Linked DNA regions of Homo sapiens: region 1 is linked to region 2. A link is an interaction called in ENCODE POLR2A ChIA-PET data of the cell type or tissue named here. Cell type or tissue: Panc1. All regions are shown on one strand. Each heading gives the region's core, and the rest is flanking DNA. Links, peaks and the distances in the headings are about the cores only.

Region 1 (5,388 bases), core at 334-5,333, 190 kb before region 2:
AAAAAAAAAACTCACAAAAAATGCTCTGTTTGCTTTCTTTGCCCATCCTTTAGGTAAGTTAATAACCCAGAGCAGTGAGTGAGCCTGAAGGCTTGGGAAAGGGAGGAAAGAAAGGCAATAGGAATAGTCTTCAACATTCTTCTCTGATGATTAATCTTAGATCAACCTGGATGCCTTCCTTCACAATAATCTCATGGAGGTAATTTAAAGAATCCCTTTTTTGGAGAGTCAGAGAGAAAAGGTAAGGTATAAAATTATCTGAATCCTTCATAAGTCTCATTAAGACTCAATGCATGTATGTCTCTAAACTGCTTTTGTGCTACCTGTTCCAATGTGACTTTCCTCCTTAAGAGTCAGATACTCCTTTGACAAAGTACCAGAGCTCCAGATGAATTGCCCTTAGTTGAGAGCTCTTGTTGCTCTTACATTTGGTCTTTTTCTTTTTTAAGAGATGGTGGGGTCCCATTCCACTCCTCAGGCTGGAATGCAGTGGCACGATCACAGTTCACTGCAGTCTCAAACTCCTGGGCTCAAGTGATCCTCCTGCCTCAGCCTCTCCGGTAGCTGGAACTACAGGCATGAGCCACCATGTCCAGCTAATTAAAACAAACAACTTTTTTTTTTTTTTTTTTAGAGATGAGGTCTTGCTGTGTTGCCAATCCGGTCTCAAACTCTTGGGCTGAACTGATCCTCCTGCCTCAGCCTCTCCGGTAGCTGGAACTACAGGCATGAGCCACCATGCCCAGCTAATTAAAACAAACAACTTTTTTTTTTTTTTTTTTTAGAGATGAGGTCTTGCTGTGTTGCCAATCTGGTCTCAAACTCTTGGGCTGAACTGATCCTCCTGCCTCAGCCTCCTGAGTAGTACATTTGATTTTATCATCCAACTTTTTGTTAGTGAGAGTCTGTACTGAGGAAATCACACTCAATGTCTTTTCCTTTGGCTTAAAGCCACTGAAGCAGTTTCCTAAGGCATGTGCCTCAGGACACTAGATCTGTGAGATGTTCTATGGTCAAATAAGTCTGAGAAATATGTAGACATTACTCATCTCTTGGAGATTCACAATGCAGTCTGATTTTAAGGTTTCTGTGAAGTCTTTCAATAAAGAAACATTTGATTTTTAGTCATTATTTCTCAAGCATATTTGGCCAAAAAACCATTGGTGTATGTGTATGTAAAACTTATTAAGATTTCATGGAATGCACTTTGAGAAATTTTGAATTAAGGTTGTAGTTTTAGCCAATATCTCTTGTATGTATTCTAATTATTAGGCTGCCATAATATAAAATAATACTAGTAACAGGTCTGAAAAGTGGCTATGCCAGGTGTGTGTTGAAGTGCTTGGAAGCAAAGTTTGAGGTCACTCTAAACCAAATACTAAACACGTTTCTCAATATGAAATTTAAAGGTCCCATCAGAAAAACAAAAATCTTGGAAACAGATTGAGCATATGTTTACACCAATGCCAGAGCTATTTAAAACACCAATGGAAAATTGCCAAATAGTTACAATAAGTTTCTTTGTTTTTGGAAATTACCTTTAGAAACTATTCTGAATATATGATTAACATACTTCAAAATCATGCAGTTAAAACAAAACAAACAAACAGAACACAGGTATACAGCATGATTCGCATCCAGAATCTTTCTTCCAGTAAGAAGCTTCCTTTGAAGGTACAGATGTTCCACTCATGGAAAATGTATAGATATGAAAAAGAAATCCCACAGGAAAGAGTAAATTCACACAACAATCTGTCCAGTTCATCTTTTCACAATGAGCATGCCCTGATCGCAGAAAGAAAATAAATCAACATCTCTCTCCTCCTATCACCTTCTTGTCTTCTGCATTTAGATGGCACAATCTGGGAATATGTCAATTGATAAGGGACTTGTCATCAAAACTCTTGTAATAGAGAGTCTTCCTCTATTCTCTGGAAACTCAAAATTAGGACAAAGTTGTGTCATTCTTTCATTTTCTGAATACATTCTCTTAAAACTGGGGAAACTGGGCCGGGTGCGGTGGCTCACACCTGTAATCCCAGCACTTTGGGAAGCCGAGGCGGGCAGATCACGAGGTCAAGAGATCGAGACCATCCTGGCTAACATGGTGAAACCCCGTCTCTACTAAATTACAAAAAAAATTAGCCGGGCGTGGTGGCGGGCGCCTGTAGTCCCAGTTCCTCAGGAGGCTGAGGCAGGAGAATGGCGTGAACCCGGGAGGCGGAGCTTGCAGTGAGCCGAGATAGTGCCACTGCACTTCAGCCTGGGCAAGAGCGAAACTCCGTCTCAAAAACAAACAAACAAACAAAAAACTGGGGAAACTGAAAGGGGCAAATTGTCCTGTCTATGCCCAGTGAACAAATAACAGAGGCTAATTGTTGGGTCAGGAGCTAAAATATTTGCTATAAGAAATGCCTTCTGTGGACCTAACATTTGGGCACACCATCTTTCCTCCTTCCACTTCCCAGAATTTCTAAAATAAATGCTTCATTTTCAACAGCAAACTGTCATGGTGCTTCTTGGTAACTGTCACATCATACCCTCCTGCTAAGGTTTGTGTTCGTCAATCGATTCCAATAATGACATCAAATCAGAAACACAATGTCTCCCACTCTCCTGCCTTTGATTTATCCAATTTGTTCCCTTTAAAAATCCCATCTTTCTCCAAATTAATGACAGAAATGGAAAATGCTATCATTCTTTACTTTGGTAACTCTGGGACAATTTAATCAAAAGAGCTATAAATATTTAGAAGTCTCAGGTATTACTGAAAGGCATAGACATGACTCAAATATATACAAGAATGAGGAAAAGGGGTCCTTCAAATGTTATAATTTATTTCAGCTTCAGAAATACAGCTTCACATTTTCACAATAGGTACATGTGACCTTCAAGAACGATACAGGCTTTGAGATTTTTCTTCAAAAATTCCATTCTAAGAGTCCATATATCAGCATTAAGAAATCCTGAAAGTGCCAAGAAGACAGTGGAAAGTATCCGGCTCATATTAATTAAAGAATCAGCAGAGAAGACAAGATTTTACTTCTGTATATTCCTTCTTCAAACAAAGCAAAAGAAAAATTTGACCCAAAAAAGGGAAAGTAAAAATAGACAAGCAAGCAAAACAAAGGCTGTACATGTACATAGGAAATATAACACAAATCAAGTAGTACTGGTGGAATTACTGGTTGGGGGGAATAATTTTTAACAAACTGGTAGCAGACAAGGCAAGTGGTTAGACAGAGTAATTTTTGTCATAATTTTAAAACATTTCATAATGAGCGAAGTTTAAGGAATTCAAGAGTAAAAATTAAAAAGAGATTAATGACTTGAGTTGAGCCATATGTGAAACCTCCAACCAGAAGTGAGAAGTCTCACCAATATACCAGTATGAACAGGTCTTAAGACAAACACTCCTCTTTGAGTTTCCTCTCTCTTGCTCTCACACATACACACATTCTTACATATATACAAAGACACACACACACACACAAATAGCAGTGCATATATTACATATGCTTCAAAAATATTCTTAAAGTTTCACCTACACAGCACCACATAATTTTAAACATAGCAACCAGACAGGATGAGTAAGAGTATCTAGAAGACTCATTTGAGCTTTTTAGAATGTACAATGAGTGATCTGGTGAACGAATAATCATTTCTTCAAAATCATCTAGATTCATTTACATTAAACTCTGAGCTCACAGCTAGTAGTCTTCTAATTGAAATGATACAAAACTCATGGCTTAAGTCTCATACACTATCTTCTTTCATGAGTTCAACAGTTAGAGACCTAGTAGGCTTTATTCTTCATTCTGAGGAGATTCCTGTCACTTTCAAATAATTATGCCATTTGCCAAATGAAAAATGTTTACCTGAAAAAGTGGATGACCTACCTCCAAGGTATTAGATAGCTTCTCTCTTATATTTTCAGCAAATTTACTCAGAAAAATCCACTACTTTAATGTTGCTATGTCCTTTTTTTTTTTTTTTACTTCTACCATAGAGGAAAAATGACTATGTATATCAACTTGGCTTTTTAAGATTCAGCTCAGCAATCCAAAAATAATTTATAATTCCAATTAGAGATCTTAAAGATAGGTCTCCAGAGGTTTTACTTCTTACCGAAAAATATTGTCAAAGGTAATTCCTTCTTAGATTCAGATCTTCTTGTGGATTCAGATACAAATGTCTATGGACATTACCATGTTGTCATGGTAATTATGAGCTTTGTACCTCTCAAAATGACTACAATCTGGAGTTAGAAAATTTTGTATACCTCATATATGTTATGAGAAATGAACTATTGTTACCACATGTTATGGCAGATCATTCAAAGCTATCTGTTGTATTATCACAGTTTAAAAAATATCCTGATACCACACATACTAAGTACATGTATACATAGATATTTACAACCATACATATACATATATTTATATATATACACACAGTGCACATACAATCACACTCATGCTTGTGGCATTTTAACTAGTATTTTTAAAACCTACCTACCTACTCAAATGGACATAAAATACACATACTTACAGAAACATACTTACTAGGTATATGCCATATACACAGAGACACATGCATAGAAAATGTGTTTGTACACAGAAAACATCAACATTTATCACATACTGGTATTAGGTCCCATTTCATATTTGAGAATTATGGCTACAGTCTATACTAAAAAGTCACAAAATTAATCTATGTGACCACTTTTTAAGTCTAAGTCGAGAAGGCTTACAGTTACATCACAGGAACTGGTTTCATTAATATACTTTAGAATAAAGTGAGTTTGTATTGGAACAAATAGGAAATTTGCTAATAAACAGACCCTACTGCTCGTCTATGTTATAAAACACGGCTAAAAGCAATATTCAGACGAGTAACCTTGGTAGATGTTTTTTAGAAATGCAATATACTTTTTCTAAATCAATACTATTTCAATAAGCTGTCCATAATTGAGTAAATGGTTATTCCAATTAGTCAATATGCATGCAATATTTAGCATGTGACAATAAAACTATATTTACCTATCAAATAAACATTTACAGTTTATTTTCCCAAATCCTAAAAACACTGATTTTTTAAATTATGCTAGACATGATAGAGCTACATCTATTGTGTTTACAATATCAGAGCAATCAGTTAAGAGAAAATTACACAAAAGATTAGAAATGGTATGGGAAACAGAAAATCATTAAGCTACATTCCCATCTTAAGGCCTGGTGTGCATGCTGCACGTCAAACTATGCACATACTAGAGTTTCAGACTTCATTCAACATTGGCATCTCCTTTTAGCAGAATACAAACCCTTTGGGAAATGAGATTCATACTAATAATATGACATAGTACTGCAGCAAATTAAAAATATTCTC
Region 2 (5,388 bases), core at 139-5,138:
GAGAAAATTGAATGAAAAGTAACATGATGTGATACAAGCAACTCTCACGTAATCCCAAATCTTCCTAAACCTTAGTTCTTTCTAATGTTATAAGAATATTTCAACTTCTTAACAATTCTGAAATGGAACAATACATGTATTTTTAAATGAAAACTTTAATGTGCCTATTCTTTATGGCACGCTTTTATTAACAAATAAAGAAGTACTCATCATCGTTATCAATTAATGGAATCTCAACGGGTCAGATTGTGATAGCTTGGTGTTTACTGCTTTAACATGATATCCCCTAAAACTTCAAATCCAAATTCCACCTGGTCATTCTGTCTAGTTCTACTTAAACACACTGCTTTCCCTTCCCATCTTATTTGGTAATGCGATCTCCATTTCCTCTACCATTTAATCTTCCCTGAGAATCACTGCTGTTTCTGACATCTGTTCCTTTCCCATCCGCCTCTGTGAACTGAGATAAAGAGAAAATTTTCAAGAAATATAAAGCTCATCTGTCAACTTACTTCCCCTACCACCTGTCAGAGGCCTCACTGCCTCCCCCATGTGCACTCTTAACTCTACATGCACTTGAAGCATTGATTCTTGAGCTCTCTTTTTTGAGTTTTCCCCCATTCTCCATATTTTTAATATTAACTCTTTGTATATTGTATTTATTCACAATGTATCTGATCACTCCCCATTATAGCCAATTTGTATACAGCTCCTCTGTCATAATTTCTGTTATATCAGAAGGCTGGTATTTCAAGAAACTCCTATCTAGCCCTGAAACTCAAAGGCTCAACTTTAGGGTTTAACCTACAATCTGAGTGTTTGAAGAGATACCACAGCTGCTACAGCTGCCAAAATGGGTATGGAAGCAAACAACCCTTTCTCTTCAATGACATCATCATATTTGTTCATGTCCTTAAAATATTTAGGCTGGATTAATGCAATGAATTCTGGGTTTGCTCTCCTCGAAGACCTCCTGTGAGATTTAGTTAGCTTGCCTACTTTAGAACCCTGGCCAGATGAGCCATGTTTCCCTTACTCTACACAGCTTACTTGCAATCTAGAAAAAGCTGACTTTAAACTGAATTTCTTTTAAAAAATTCCCTGCTCATGTGTATTTTCTCAGGGTCTTCTATTTTGAGAGTAAAATTAAGATATAAATCTCCTATGTAAAATGTACCTTTCCCACCCTCTACTGTCACCCTTCAGGAAAAACAAAACAAAATATCCAAATAGCTTCTTGTTTGCTGGGGAAGGCAGATTTAAATTAAAGGAGCTACAGCCTGGTTTTCTCTAGCTACAAGGAGGGCATGGAAGAGTGCTCTCCATCAAGAACTTTTCTACATCTTCACCTTGTGTCTGTCTCCCTCTGACGCCTCTCAGATTGAGTCTTTTGCGTTCTAAAAAGGTCCAGCACCTCTGTGAAGGCTCCCTTGACTGACTTTCCTCTTCCCTCTCCTACAGTTCACCAGGCCCATTACCCTCATACACACCTAGATGTACACTCTCTTAGCTGGAAAATAGTAGTCACTGTCTTCTCTGTATATAATGCTATAAAAATGATCACTTTACTGTTTCATATCAAGCCTCATTGTTTACAAGTCTATTTTACATATTAGAACTCTTGAGAGCGTCTTCTTTTTTTTTTTTTTTTTTTTTTTTTGAGACAGGGTATTCCTCTGTCACCCAGGCTGGAGTGCAGTGATACTGCAGTGCAGTGATGCAATCTCAGCTCACTGCAGCCTTGACCTTCGGGGTTCAAGCGATCTTCTCACATCAGCTTCCTGAACAGCTGGGACCAGGGGTGCATGCCACCATGCCCAGCTAGTTTTCTTTTATTTTTTATTTTTTGTAGAGATGAGATCTTTCTATGTTGCCCAGGCTGGTCTTGAATTCCTGGGCTCAAGCAATTCTCCTACCTCAGCCTCCCAAAGCACTGCGATTACAGGCATGAGCCATTGTGCCCAGACAAAGGTTTCAATTTTCACGCTTCCAGATACCATGCCTAACACATTACATAAACTCAAGGCAAGTTTGTTGAAATAATTAATTTAATTTTTAAAACTAAAGTATTAATAATGCATGCACATGATAACAGTTCATAGTTTTGAAGAAGGTGTGATGAGAAGCAAGTCTCCCGCTCCAACCCTCTTTACCTCTACTTCAAAGAGAAATTTCTTTTAATTTCTCTTTAGATATTCTGATCCATAACACTATATTATATGCTTATACTTTTACTTCTCAACTTAACCACTTTAGACAACAGTTACTGACTCTTCTTATTAAAGAGGAGGTTATAGCTCACTCATAATACCTCTTAAAGTTTTCCTCCCAACAGTCAATAGATATGCAAGTCCACAATTCCTTATCTGAAGTCCTTGGAGCCACATATATTTCAGAATTCAGATTTTTTTTAGAATTTATAAAGGTAATATTTTGTATATATCATATACCACAAACCCCCACGTTTCTATAGTAAAATATGCAAATACTCACTTAAGTGGGATAAATATTGTAAATAACATCATATTAGTGCAAATCAGATATGCCAACAAAAAACTTGCCAAAAGTTGTCTTCTTCACCTTGTTACAGTGAAACCACAAATTACCTCAATTCCTCAGTCCTCCTTACCCTTACTCATTAATTTTAATGTTACCAGTGTAACAAAGAACAAAATTCTTTCACTTTAAAAAAAAAAATCTTCATGTACATAATCCAAACCCAAACCATCCAATTATTTAGTTTCTATTAATCTCACTATTTAATTCTCATTGGGCTACAGAGCTATTTTCTTATTAATTGCTTTTCTTAAGAGTCTGGCTCAACATGCCAGTGTTCTTCTTTTACTCTCTTCCTATTTGACTGTTCACTAAAGTACTCTCTGTAATGATATAACACTGAGATTATGTCTAGAGAATAGAATTAAATTCCACAAATGAAAAGGACACTTTTGAAACCCTCAAACATGTAGGAAACATTTTAAATAGCGGATAACCAGATTCTATAGACCATAATCTATTTTAGCAGGAATAAATATACTACAGAAATTTTTCCTACCTCATTATCTAAAATACGCTGAACAAATATAGAATGTTATTCACTATAAAACTAGCTTATAATAATTCAGGAAAGACACAGCTGTTAACCATTCTAGTTTAAAATATGATCATGAACATAAGAAGACAGGTAGTTTATGTATTTTTCCAAATGCACTCATTGTGATTTCCCTCCCACAACCATCCCATACATTTCTTTACAAAGTTTTGTCTATTCCTCTCAGTCTTTTTCCTGAGAGGAAGTCAACCATAGAATAAACTTTGGTTGATAGGCTGTAGTTAAAAAAGTAAGGAGAGAGTGGAGCACTGCCTGGTATATAGTAGATTGTAAGATACAGGCTAAATTTTCAGAAACAAAATTAGGAGAAGAAGAAAGAGAGTTTGAGAATAGAAACAACAAATGATCGAATAAGAGGCAGTGGGCACAAGAAAATAAAGTGTGAAGACAAAAGTCTATGAGGAAACACATCTCTAATGGAAAAGAGGCCTCCAGTCCATTTAGAGCCTTGTCCCATTGAATCTTCACTTACCGCTACACAAAAGGAGCCAGTAGGAGATTTTAAATATCTCTGAGAGTAAAGGACTGAACACAATTGGTTGGCAGGCCCCAGCCATACCAATACATGGCTTTCCACGAACCATGTTGTTTTTGGATCTCTGAAAGTAGCTTTTTAGTGCTGTTGCTCCTCAAAGGGACAGGGACCAGCAGCAAAATAAGAGTTAGTGGAAGTGCCCAAGCTCAGAAAGATTTCTCCACCTTTCCATATTTTAAGGGATAGTAGTGATGCTCTAAGAGTGAGGTGTAAGGAGGCTGAAGAAGGTGAGAGCATCTTAAATGCCACTATGTGGCTCATAGTGCTTGTGGACTATAATTATAGTGAGAACATTGTTTTATTAAGAAAGATTCCATTGATATTGTAACCAATAACTATAAATGTGTCACCCCAATTAATAAACTGAGATTCTTGCAAAGCTTTTAAATGACCTAATTTTTGAAAGATCAGAAATTTGGTTGGCTGGTAGTGAAATGAAATTTTAGTGTCATTTCCAGAATCCATTATGATAGTAAATATCTAGATACATATCCAATTACAGAGGGAAAATCTCTAGGTGGGAAAATTGGCTTATCTTGACTTTGAAATATGAACATAAACAAAGGTCACAGACATATTCAACAATTGCTTTGTGCTTTGTGTGGTTGCAGCATGTGTGTGTGTGTGTGTGTGTGCATGTGTGTGTGTGTATTCCCTCTACTCCCATTTCTTTTCTATGTTTATCCTAAAGAAACTTTAGCAATCACAGAAGTAAAAAGAACGTTACATTTGCCCAAGGAGTTAAATTCCATTTATAAGAAAGAAGCACTTACTAAAATGGATTAATCATTTTTCTCCAATTTGGCCTTGAGTGTTTCCAAGTAACCTTTTGAATTTAAGAGATCAACAAGTAGTTTTCGGCTTCAGACATAAACTGATAAATTGAAGTCTTTTATCTAGTCATGACTTTAGCATCCATCACAAATGACGAAGCCAGGTTTTTATTTCTGCTTATTTTTAAATGGGGAGGGAAAATTTTCAGGAATAAATAGATCAATACTCACTGGTTAATGGGCAGTGTAATCACTACTATGGTAGACCATGCCTCAGATAAAGTCACTAATAAGGAAGTCAAGTACTTCACATTTTACACAGACTTGTCTTTAAACATTTTTAGGGATAAACTGTATAAAATACATGTGAATCTTCCAAGGGAATTATACCTTCGATGGAGAAGCCACTCCTGAATATGATTTCCCAATAGATTATTATATTTGGATGAGATATGGAATGCTGCATCTAATTTTATAACTAAATGGTAAATTTCTTGATTCTGTTCAAGTTTTCTTATGCCTCTGATTTCCTTGACAGCAGGTTTGAAAAATATATGTCTGCAGCTTTGTTCTACCCCTGATCTGGTCCCTTACTTTTCTTTTTTTTTTTTTTAATTTTATTATTATTATACTTTAAGTTTTCTTTCTTTTTTTTTTAAAGAGAGTGTTAAGAATAAATTATAAATTGAATTATCAGATATTTTCAAGAAAATAACTCAAGGCTTTATAACTCTTTAGGATTTATAAGAGCCAAATCTGCTTAAAATTAGAATTAAGCCTCATGGCCTAAAGATTCACACAGTGGTTCAACAGCTAGGTTTCTGACGCATCAATTACCTGGCTCTGCCTTGTAAGCAGTCACAGGGACTAACTCTTAGTTAGTTCCAGTAAGAGAAGATGACTATTGAGTCCAACGAATATGTACAATTTCAAAAGAAAATTTATAGTTTTACCTTAAAAATTTGTTT

What was found. ChIA-PET counts read pairs that join two places held together with the same protein. Peaks named below come from ENCODE experiments on the same cell type or tissue, not always from the same donor. Only the 100,000 strongest peaks of a DNase experiment are listed, where the experiment ranks them.
Region 1: POLR2A ChIA-PET joins it to region 2 with 14 read pairs; 2 of 35 experiments call an interaction of 5 or more read pairs at or near these places.

Annotation. Positions count from the first base shown.
Region 1 is chr1:172,410,147-172,415,534 of GRCh38, reverse strand. DNM3 (dynamin 3) reads right to left here. Exons shown (of 21, transcript NM_015569.5): 21 at 2,818-5,388. The region is part of intron 1 of LOC102724528 (a long non-coding RNA gene); the gene reads left to right. Among named protein-coding and RNA genes, the nearest start is that of C1orf105, 7.8 kb to the left of the region's middle. In Panc1, for the core only: no CTCF peak of the experiment used is centred there; no DNase peak of the experiment used is centred there; H3K27ac peaks cover 676 bases.
Region 2 is chr1:172,215,650-172,221,037 of GRCh38, reverse strand. The region is part of intron 14 of DNM3 (dynamin 3); the gene reads right to left. Among named protein-coding and RNA genes, the nearest start is that of DNM3OS, 74 kb to the right of the region's middle. In Panc1, for the core only: no CTCF peak of the experiment used is centred there; no DNase peak of the experiment used is centred there; H3K27ac peaks cover 2,991 bases.